2 separate regions of the Homo sapiens genome follow, and region 2 is linked to region 1. A link is an interaction called in ENCODE POLR2A ChIA-PET data of the cell type or tissue named here. Cell type or tissue: OCI-LY7. All regions are shown on one strand. Region 1 overlaps WDR59 (WD repeat domain 59). Region 2 has its middle 28 kb from the start of CTRB2.

Region 1 (5,000 bases):
CATTTGCCTACTGCCCAGACAGAGCCCATTTATCAAGACAGGGGAACTGTAATAGAGAAAGAATTTAATTGGCACAGAGCTGGTTGAACAGCAGACTGAGGTTTTATTACTTAAATCAGTCTCTCCAAAATCTCAGAGCCTAGGGTTTTTCAAGGATAGTTTGGCAGGCCAAGGTGCTGCTGATTAGTTGGGGGTGCAATCCTAGGGGTGTGGAACATGGTCCTTGTGCATGCTGAGTCTGCTTCTGGGTGGGGTCACAGGACTGGTTGGCTGGTAGGAACGGACCCATCAATAGTCAGAAATGCAAAAACCTGAAAAGATGGCCAGGCCTGGTGGCTCACGCCTGTAATCCCAGCACTTTGGGAGGCTGAGGCAGGCGGATCACTTGGTCAGGAGTTGGAAACCAGCCTGGCCAATTTTTGTATGTTTAGTCTCTATTAAAAATACAAAAATTAGGCTGGGTGCAGTGGCTCATGACTGTAATCCCAGCACTTCGGGAGGCCAAGGCGGGTGGATCAAGAGTTCAGGAGTTCGAGACCAACCTGACCAACATGGTGAAACCCCGTCTCTACTAAAAATACAAAATTAGCTGGGCGTGGCAGCATGTGCCTGTAATCCCAGCTACTGGGGAGGCTGAGGCAGGAGAATCGCTTGAACCCGGTAGGCAGAGGTTGCAGTGAGCCAAGATCGTGCCACTGCACTCCAGCCTGGGCGACAGAGTGAACCATCTCAAAAAAAAAAAAAAAAAAGAAAAAGAGTCATGTGGAAGGTAACCTTCTGGGGTTGGCTTTTTTTCACTCAGCGTAATTCGCTTGAGAGTCATCTAGATTGCTATGTGTATCTGATGATATAGGAGTGAAGAAGAAATTACTAAGGCAGATAGTGAGGGTATGGGAGTCCTCAGTAAGGTTTCCTTTTTAATGAAAAGCAGCTCCCAAATCATTTTGTTTTCTAATAAAGAGCAGCCTGTAGAATCGAGCTGCAGACATAGATAAGCAAACTAGAAGCTTGCACAGGTGAATGCCGGCAGCTGTGCCAATAAAAAAAAGCTACCTGGGACTAGGCATATTCAACATGGCGGCTCCATCTTCCCTTCTCTTTGCCAAACCACGCATACAGTAAGGAAGAGACAGCATGGCGCCAGCCAGGCAAAGACCCCATCTCCATAATAAGATTACGGTGGGGTGCCCAGCTTCCTCTTGTGCTAAACGTCACACCTGGTCCACCCTATCCGTGGGCGCTACGTAAATCAGACACTGCCTCCTCAATCCTGTCTATAAAATCTGCTGCACTCAGCCTCGGGCCAGAATTCCCACTCAGGTGCCCCTCTCTCTCGCAGGAGAGAGAGCTATTCTCTCTTCTCCTTCTTTCGCCTATTGAACCTCCGCTCTTAACCTCACCCCATGTGTGTCCGTGTCCTTGATTTCCTTGGCATGAGGCAATGACATGCCAAGACACGCCCGGGACCACAACACCGCTTCATTTCTGGGGTTCATTCCCTTTTATTGCTGAGTAGCATTCCGCAGGACAGAGGCTAGAGTCTGTTTAACCATTCGCCTACTGAAGGACACGTAAGAGAATTTCAGTTTGGGGCTATTAAAATCTGCCGTTTTAGTCTTTGTTTTCTGTTTATTTCCTGTGTTTCTTGTTCTTCTGTTTCTTTTGTCTTGCCTTCCTGTGGGTAGAAAGACTTGCCCTCACATATAAGCTCCTATGCTTTTTTTTCTTTTTGAATACATATTTTTAAAATACAGAGATAGGATCTCACTATGTTGCCCAGACTGGTCTGGAACTCCTGGGCTAAAGTGATCTGCCCACCTCGGCCTCCCAAGTGCTGGGATTACAGGCGTGAGCCACCGTGCCCAGCCTCCTGTGCTTTTGCTTAACTCTAGCTGCTTTCTCTCCCTGGGAAGCAGCGCTGAGGCTCCCTATACCTTCTTCATAAGGAGATGGCTTTCACCTCGTTTTGGCTTGTGTCTGTGTTTTTCTGATTTGTGAAAATAAAAATAAGCCCTACTTATGGAAATCATATGGAATCAAGGCAGACAGAACAAAATAGTAACAATATTTAAAGTGCTTCTATAATTAGAAAAAACAATCAAGATATAAAAATCTTTTCTTAAAAATGTGTGGGTCAGATAGACCTGAGTGTGAGTTGAGACACTGCTTTCCTTTTCTGGGTGTGCTACTGTGATTTAAAAAGAAACGTATATCCGGTCTCTGCCCTGGTTCCTGACATAGAACTCCTCAACCCTGTCATTTCCTGAGCAATAGGGCTGCTATTTAGTCTTTGATCCGGGTTCCTAACACAGCTCCTACGACCTTTGTAATTTCCTGAGTGATGAGTGTCTGACACAAAGCTACTAAATCCCTTGGAATTTTGTGAGAGGAACAGCTTTTGTTCTAATGAGTGGGCTCTTCGTGGGCTCCCGGACAGCCTCAGGATGGGGGCTGGTTGCCAGGGGAACCAACCCTGTGTGACTGTCCAATGTATCTCTTCATCTGGCTGCCCACCTGTATCCTTTGTAAGACCCTTTATAATACATAAGTAGCGAGGTGCAGTGGCGTGCAGTGGCTCATGCCTGTAATCCCAGCACTTTGGGAAGCTGAGGCAGGAGGACTGCTTGAGCCCACGAGTTCAAGACCAGCCTGGGCAACATAGACTCCATTTCAATTAAAAAAAAAAAAAAAAAAAAAAAAAGGAAAGAAATTCGGCACGTCTCCTAGTGAAACCTGAGTAGGATGTCATTGGAACCCCCAGTTTAGAGCCGGTAGGTCAGAAGGCACAGGTCACACAACCTAGGACTTGAGACTGGCATCTGAAGTGGGGGGCAGCGTTGTGGGGGTGAGCCCTCAGCCTGTGGGATCTGACACCATCTCCAGGTAGATGGCGTTACAACCTGGGACTTGAGACTGGCATCTGAAGTGGGGGGCAGCACAGGCTCCACTAAAAAACTCTACACAGCACCCCCAATGCCATGCTGTCTTGTCCTTGGCACGGTCCTTCCCTGTGCCCTCCCGCTCTTCCTCATTGAAAACACCCTTCATATGAACTCAGCCAAACCCCTGTCCTCTGTGCAGTCTTGGCCCTTGGTGGAGTTCCTTCTTTCCTCGGAGGCCAACAGCACATTTTGGTGTAAGCACTTACATGTTTAAGTTTCCTACTAGACTCCGCCTCCAGCAGGCCAGAGACCACATTCTGTATGGTTCATCTTTGCCCAAGTGTCTATTCTCATGTCCAGTACTTGATGAATTGTATCAGACCTTCTCAGACTTGAGGAAGAAATACTAAATTAGTGATATTGTGGCGACATAAACTTGCCAATGTGACAGAATGCCAACATGGGAGATTTAGTTCTGATTCTGACAAAGCCATTAGATTCTAAGAAGGATGCAGAAAGCCAAGTGTGTTTCCCCCACGCCCAGGACCCGCCACTGGATGCGTGAATCATACCCCATGGCTGGCGCCACCTTGAGGCTGGGCACGCAAAGATGAGCCATAAAAAAGAGGGTGTGATTTGTCACCCTGTTTGCTGAACTATTTTGCCACAATTAGCAAAACCAACCCTTTAAGAAATTGTTCAGGGGCCAGGCATGGTGGCTTATGCCTGTAATCCCAGCACTTTGGGAGGCCGAGGCGGGCAGACCACTTGAGGTCAGGAGTTGGTGACCAGCCTGGGCAACATGGTGAAACCCCGTCTCTACTAAAAATACAAAAAAAATTAGCCGGGTGTGGTGGCGCACGCCTGTAATCACAACTACTCAGGAGGCTGAGGCACAAGAATCACTTGAACCTGGGAGATGGAGGTTGCAGTGAGCAGACATCACATGTGCCACTACACTCCAGCCTGGGCAACAGAGAGAGACTCCATCTCAAAGACCCCGACACTAGGGTGGCTATAGCCTAGGTCCTCTCCTGAGTTCCTGCTGCACTAAACCATTAAAAAGGAGCTGGCTTTCTCCCCAATCCTACCAGCCACCCAGGGAACCACTGAGTAAGGGAACGAGCTCCCAGTAGGTGAACTTGGCGTCTTCAGACTGAATGCATTTTTGTATTAAATTAAACAAAACATTGTTGGCTGGGCACGGTGGCTCACGTCTGTAATCCTAGCACTTTGGGAGGCCAAGGCGGGCAGATCACTTGAGGTCAGCAGTTTGAGACTGGCCTGGCCAACATGGTGAAACCCCGTCTCTATTGAAAATACAAAAAACAGCTGGGCATGGTGGCACACGCCTGTAATCCCAGCTACTCAAGAGGCTGAGGCAGAAGAATCGCTTGAACCTCGGAGACAGAGACTGCAGTGAGCTGAGATCGCACCACTGCACTCCAGCCTGGGTGACAGAGCAAGACTTTGTCTCAAAAAAAAAAAATTGTTAAAGCAACATCAATTCTATCTATGTGACATTACCAAAGAAAGCATTATACCATTTGTGTCTTGGGGGGGTTAGGGACAGGGACAAATAGTCAACCTGGTGGTTGCCCTGAGGCTCGCCCCTTCCCCCATCCTTTCCAGTATCCTGCCTGAGCAACCTTTTGTTTCTGGTGCACAAATACGACTGCTGGGCCTGTTTTCTTGCAAAGGTACTTTCAAACATAGCTTGTATTGCCTTTATTCATTTTTTTTTTTTGAGACGGAGTTTTGCTTTGTCACCCAGGCTGCAGTGCAGTGGCACAATCTCGGCTCACTGCAACCTCCGCCTCCCGGGTTCAAGCGATTCTCCTGCCTCAGCCTCCTGAGTAGCTGGGATTACAGGCAACCGCCACCACACCCGGAAAATTTTTGCATTTTTCGTAAAGACAGGGTTTCGCCATGTTGGCCAGGCTGGTCTTGAACTCCTGACCTCAGGTGATCCACCCACCTCGGCCTCCCAAAGTGCTGGCATTACAGGCGTGAGCCACCCCACTTGGCCTTGTATTGCTCTTAAAAACAAATAAACAAACAAAAGACTCAGGTGCTTGTAATCATCTATTCTGCGGCTGAGAGAATATCGGCCATGGC
Region 2 (5,000 bases), 310 kb after region 1:
GGAGGGAGGAAGTGGGGAGGGAAGGGAAAAGAGGAATAGGAAGGGGAATAGGGGGTGGAAGCAGGGGAGGAAGGCAGGGAGAAAGGAAGATATAAACTGTACAAATCTGGGAAAATATGTGAATATCCAGGTATAGGAAGGTGAAAGGATTGAATCTGACTGGAGACCTAACAAGACTACAGGAGTACATGTTAAACTGTCAAAGAGAAGATCCTGAAAACAGCAAGAGAAATAAAGCAAATGACTTATGGGAGCTTCAATAAGGCTAGCAGTGGATTTCCAAACAAATCTTACAGGCTATGAAGAGAGTGGGATGACATATTCAAACTGCTGAAGGAAAAAAAAATGCTGACCAAGAATACTGTATCCAGCAAATCTGTCCTGAAATAAAGGAGCAATAAGAACTTTGCTAGACAAACCAAAGCTGAGGAAGTTCATTACCACCAGACCTATCTTTCAAGAAATACTAAAGGGAACTGGGCACGGTGGCTCATGCCTGTTATCCCAGCACTTGTGGGAGGCCAAGGCGGGCAGATAACTTGAGGTCAGGAGTTCAAGACCAGCTTGGCAACATGGTGAAACGCTGTCTCTACTAAAAATACAAAAATTAGCTGTGCATGGTGGTGCATGCCTGTAATCCCAGTTACTTGGGAGGCTGAGACAGGAGAATTGCTTGAACCCAGGAGGTGGAGGTTGCAGTGAGCCAAGATTGTGCTACTGCACTTCAGCCTGGGTGACAGAAAGAAACTTTGTCTCAAAAAAACTAATCAACAAATAATAGCTATAAAATGTTGAGGGATACACACTATAAAAAGATGTAAATTGTGACATTAAAAACATAAAATGTGGAAAGGGGTAGAGAACATGTAGTTTGGTTTACAATCAAAGTTGTTATCTACTTAAAATATCCTATGATAACTATATTTTCTGTAAGCCTTATGCTAACCACAAAGCAAAAAATCTATAGTAGATACACAAAAGATTTTAAAAAAGAAATCAAAGCATACCACCAAAGAAAATCACGTCATTACAAGTAAGAAAGCAAAAGGGAAAGAAAGGAACAAAGGATCTAGGAAAGAAGCAATTAACAAAATGGCAATAGTGGGCCCTTGGCTATCAGTAATTACCTTAAATACAAATGGATTAAATTCCTTGGTTAAAAGAGTGGCTGAGTAAAATTTTTGAAGACCCATTTATATGCTGCCTATAAGAAACTCACTTCACCTTTAAGGTCATATATATACTGAAAGTGAAAGGATGGAAAAAGTATTCCATGGAAATGGAAACCGAAAGAGTAGGGATAGCTATACTTAAATCAGATAAACTAGATTTTAAGTCAAAAATTGTGACACAAAGGTCATTATATGACAAACGTGTCAATTTATCAAGAAGATATACCTCTAAATTTATATACATTCAACATCTGAGCACCTAAATATATAAAGCAAATATTAATAGACCTGAAGGGAGAGAGAGAGACTGTAACATAATATCAGTAGAAGACTTCAATACCCTACTTTCAGCAACAGACAGATCATCCAGACAGAATCAGTAAGGAGATGTAAACTACAGCTTAGACCAAATGGACCTAAGAGACATACACAGAATTTCCATCCAATAGCAGCAGCATACACATTCTTCTCAAGCACACAAGGAACTTCTCTAGGATAGGATGTATATTAGGCCACAAAACAAATCTTAAATTTAAGATTATATCAAGTATTTTTTTCCTACCACAGTGGTATAAAAATAGAAATCAGTAATAGGAAGAATTTTGAAAAATGCACGAATATGTGGAAATTAAACAACATGCTCCTAATCAGTGGGTCAGATAAGAAATTTAAAAACATCTTGAGACAGGCTGGGCGCGGTGGCTCACGCTTGTTATCCCAGCACTTTGGGAGGCTGAGGCGGGTGGATCACGAGGTCAGGAGATAGAGACCATCCTGGCTAACACGGTGAAACTTCATCTCTACTAAAAAATAAAAAAGTACAAAAAATTGCCCGGCGTGCCTGACACATGCCTGTAATCCCAGCTAGTTGGGAGGCTGAGACAGGAGAATTGCTTGAACATGGGAGGCAGAGGTTGTAGTGAGCCAACATCGCGCCACTGCACTCCAGCCTGGGTGACAGAGTGAGACTTGGTCTCCAAAAAAAAAAAAAAAAAAAAAAAAAAAAGTCTTGAGACTAATGAAAACAGAAACACAACATACCAAAATTTATGGGATTCATGCAGTGAGCTGAGATCGCACCACTGCACTCCGGCCTGGGTAACAGAGGGAGACTGCATCTCAAAAAAAAAAAAAAAAAAATTTATAGGATTCACTAAAAGCAGTTCTAAGAGATGTTTATAGCAATAAATGCCTATATCAAAAGAGAACAAATAATGCTATACCTCAAAGAACTAGAAAAAGCAGCCCAAAGTTAGAAGAAAATATCAGAACAGAAATAAATTATTCATGGATTTATTCATTCATTTCTTAGAAAAAGACAACAGGAAAAAAACCTTAAGAATTTTTTAAGATAAAATTGGAAAACTTTTAGGTAGAGTAAGAAAAAAGACAACTCAAAATCAGAAATGAAAGCTGAAGTGTTACAACTGATACCACAGAAATACGAAGGATTAGAATACCATGAACAATTATACATCAACAAATTAGAGAACCTAGAAGAAACGGATAAATTCCTAAACACATACAAACTACCAACACTGAATCATGAAGAAACAGAAAAACCAATAGGCTGGGCGTGGTGACTCACGCCTGCAATCCCAGCACTTTGGGAGGCCGAGGCGGGTGGATTACTTGAGGTCAGGAGTTTGAGACCAGCCTGGGCAAGATGGTGAAACCCCATCACTACTAAAAATACAAAAATTAGCCAGGCGTGGTGGCGGGCAACTGTAATCCCCCCTACTTTGGAGGCTGAGGCAGGAGAATTGCTTGAACCCAGGAGGCAGAGGTTGCAGTGAACCGAGATCGCACACTGCACTCCAGTCTGGGCAATAGAGTGAGACTCGGGTAGGGGGGGTGGGTGGGGAAAAGGCCAGGCACAGTGGCTCATGCCTGTAATCCCAGCACTTTGGGAGGCTGAGGTAGGCGGATTACCTGAGGTCAGGAGTTCAAGACCAGCCTGGCCAACATGACGAAACCCTGTCTCTACCAAAAATACAAAAATTAGCCGGGCATGGTGGCGGGCATCTGTAATCCCAGCTACTTGGGAGACTGAGGCAGGGAGAATCATTTGAACCCGGGAGGCAGAGGTTGCAGTGAGCCAAGATTGTGCCATTGCACTCTAGCCTGGGTGACAGAATGAGACTCCATTTCAAAAACAACATCAACAACAAACTCAGTAAGAGGCTGAATTACAAATCCATCAAAGAAAAGCGCAGGACTTAATGGTGTCAGTACTGAGTTCTACTTAACATTTAAAGAACTAATACCAATTCTTTTCAAACTCATCCAAAAAAATTGAACAAGGGGGAACACCTTCAAACTTATTTTATGAAGCCAGCATTACCCTGATACCAAAGCCAGACAAGGGCACTGGAAGAAAAAAAAAAATTACAGGCCAGTATCCCTGATGAACATAGATGCAAAAACCCTCAACAAAATACCAGCAAACCAAATTCAACAGCACATTGAAAGACAATTCACTATGATCAAGTGGGATCTATCCCAGGGATGTAAGGATGTTTCAACATACACAAGTCTATAAATGTGATCTACCACATTAACAGTATGAAGGACAAAATCTATTCTGATCACCTTAATAGATGCAGAAAAAGCATTTGACAAAACTCAACATCTTTTCATAATAAAAACTCTCAAAATAGATATAGAAAGAATGTACCTCAGCACAAGGCAGGCCATATATGACAAGCCCACAGCTAACATACTTAATAGTGAACAGTTGGAAGCTTTTTATCTGGCTGGGCACAGTGGCTAACACCTGTAATCCCAGTCCCTTGGGAGTCCAAGGCAGGCGGATCACTTGAGGTTAGGAGTTCAATACCAGCCTGGCCAACATGGCGGAACCCTGTCTCTACTAAAAATACAAAAATTAGCCAGGTGTGGTGGTGCAGCCCTGTAATTCCAGCTACTTGGGAGACTGAGGCAGGAGAATTGCTTGAACCTGGGAGGCAGAGGTTGCAGTGAGCCAAGATGGAGCCACTGCACTCCAGCCTGGGCAACAGAGTGAGTCTGTGTCAAAAAAAAAAAAAAAAAAAAAAAAAAAAGAGAAAGCTTTTCATCTACTATCAGGAACAAGACAAGAATGTCCACTCTCACTACTTCTATTCAACACAGTATTGGAAGTCCTAGCCAGAACAGTTAGGCAAGAGAAAAAAATGAGGCTTCCAGACGGGAAAGAAAGAAGGTAAATTGTCCATGTTTGCAGATGCTATGATCTCATATAGAAAACCTTAAAGAGTCCACCAGAAAACTTTCAGGACTAATGAATGAATGAAGTTGCAGGATACAAAAATCAACGTACAAAAATCAGTAGTGTTTTATATAAACAATGACCTATCTATACAAGAAGTCAGTAAGACAATCCCATTTACAATGGCTACACAAAGTTAAATACTTAGGAATAAATTTAACCAAGGAGATGAAAGACTGGTACACCAAAAACTGTAAGACGCAGATAAAAGAAACTGAAGATACAATTAAATGGAAAACTATCCTGTGTTCCTGGATTGGAGGAATATTGTTAAAATGTTCACACTGTCCAAAGCAATCTACAGGTTCAATGCAATGCCTATCAAAATTCCAATTATATTTTCCACAGAGATAGAAAAAACAATCCTAAAACTTGTATGTAACCACAAAAGACCCCAAATACCCAAAGCAGTCTTGAACAAAAAGAACAAAGCTTGAGGCTTCATACTAACTGTATCAGTGCATTCTCACACTGCTATAAAGAACTACCTGACACTGGGCAATTTATGAAAAAAAGTTTAATTGACTCACAGTTCCACAAGCTTAACAAGAAGCATGACT

Evidence for each region. Peaks named below come from ENCODE experiments on the same cell type or tissue, not always from the same donor. Only the 100,000 strongest peaks of a DNase experiment are listed, where the experiment ranks them.
Region 2: POLR2A ChIA-PET joins it to region 1 with 5 read pairs; 2 of 35 experiments call an interaction of 5 or more read pairs at or near these places.

Annotation. Positions count from the first base shown.
Region 1 is chr16:74,866,413-74,871,412 of GRCh38, forward strand. It overlaps WDR59 (WD repeat domain 59), which reads right to left. Exons shown (of 26, transcript NM_030581.4): 26 at 4,950-5,000. Among named protein-coding and RNA genes, the nearest start is that of FA2H, 94 kb to the left of the region's middle. RefSeq lists a silencer at 1-93. In OCI-LY7, a CTCF peak has its summit at 3,479 (motif pointing left); a DNase peak (open chromatin) is centred at 2,229; H3K4me3 peaks cover 830 bases; H3K27ac peaks cover 1,503 bases.
Region 2 is chr16:75,176,770-75,181,769 of GRCh38, forward strand. No RefSeq gene overlaps it. Among named protein-coding and RNA genes, the nearest start is that of CTRB2, 28 kb to the right of the region's middle. In OCI-LY7, no CTCF peak of the experiment used is centred here; no DNase peak of the experiment used is centred here.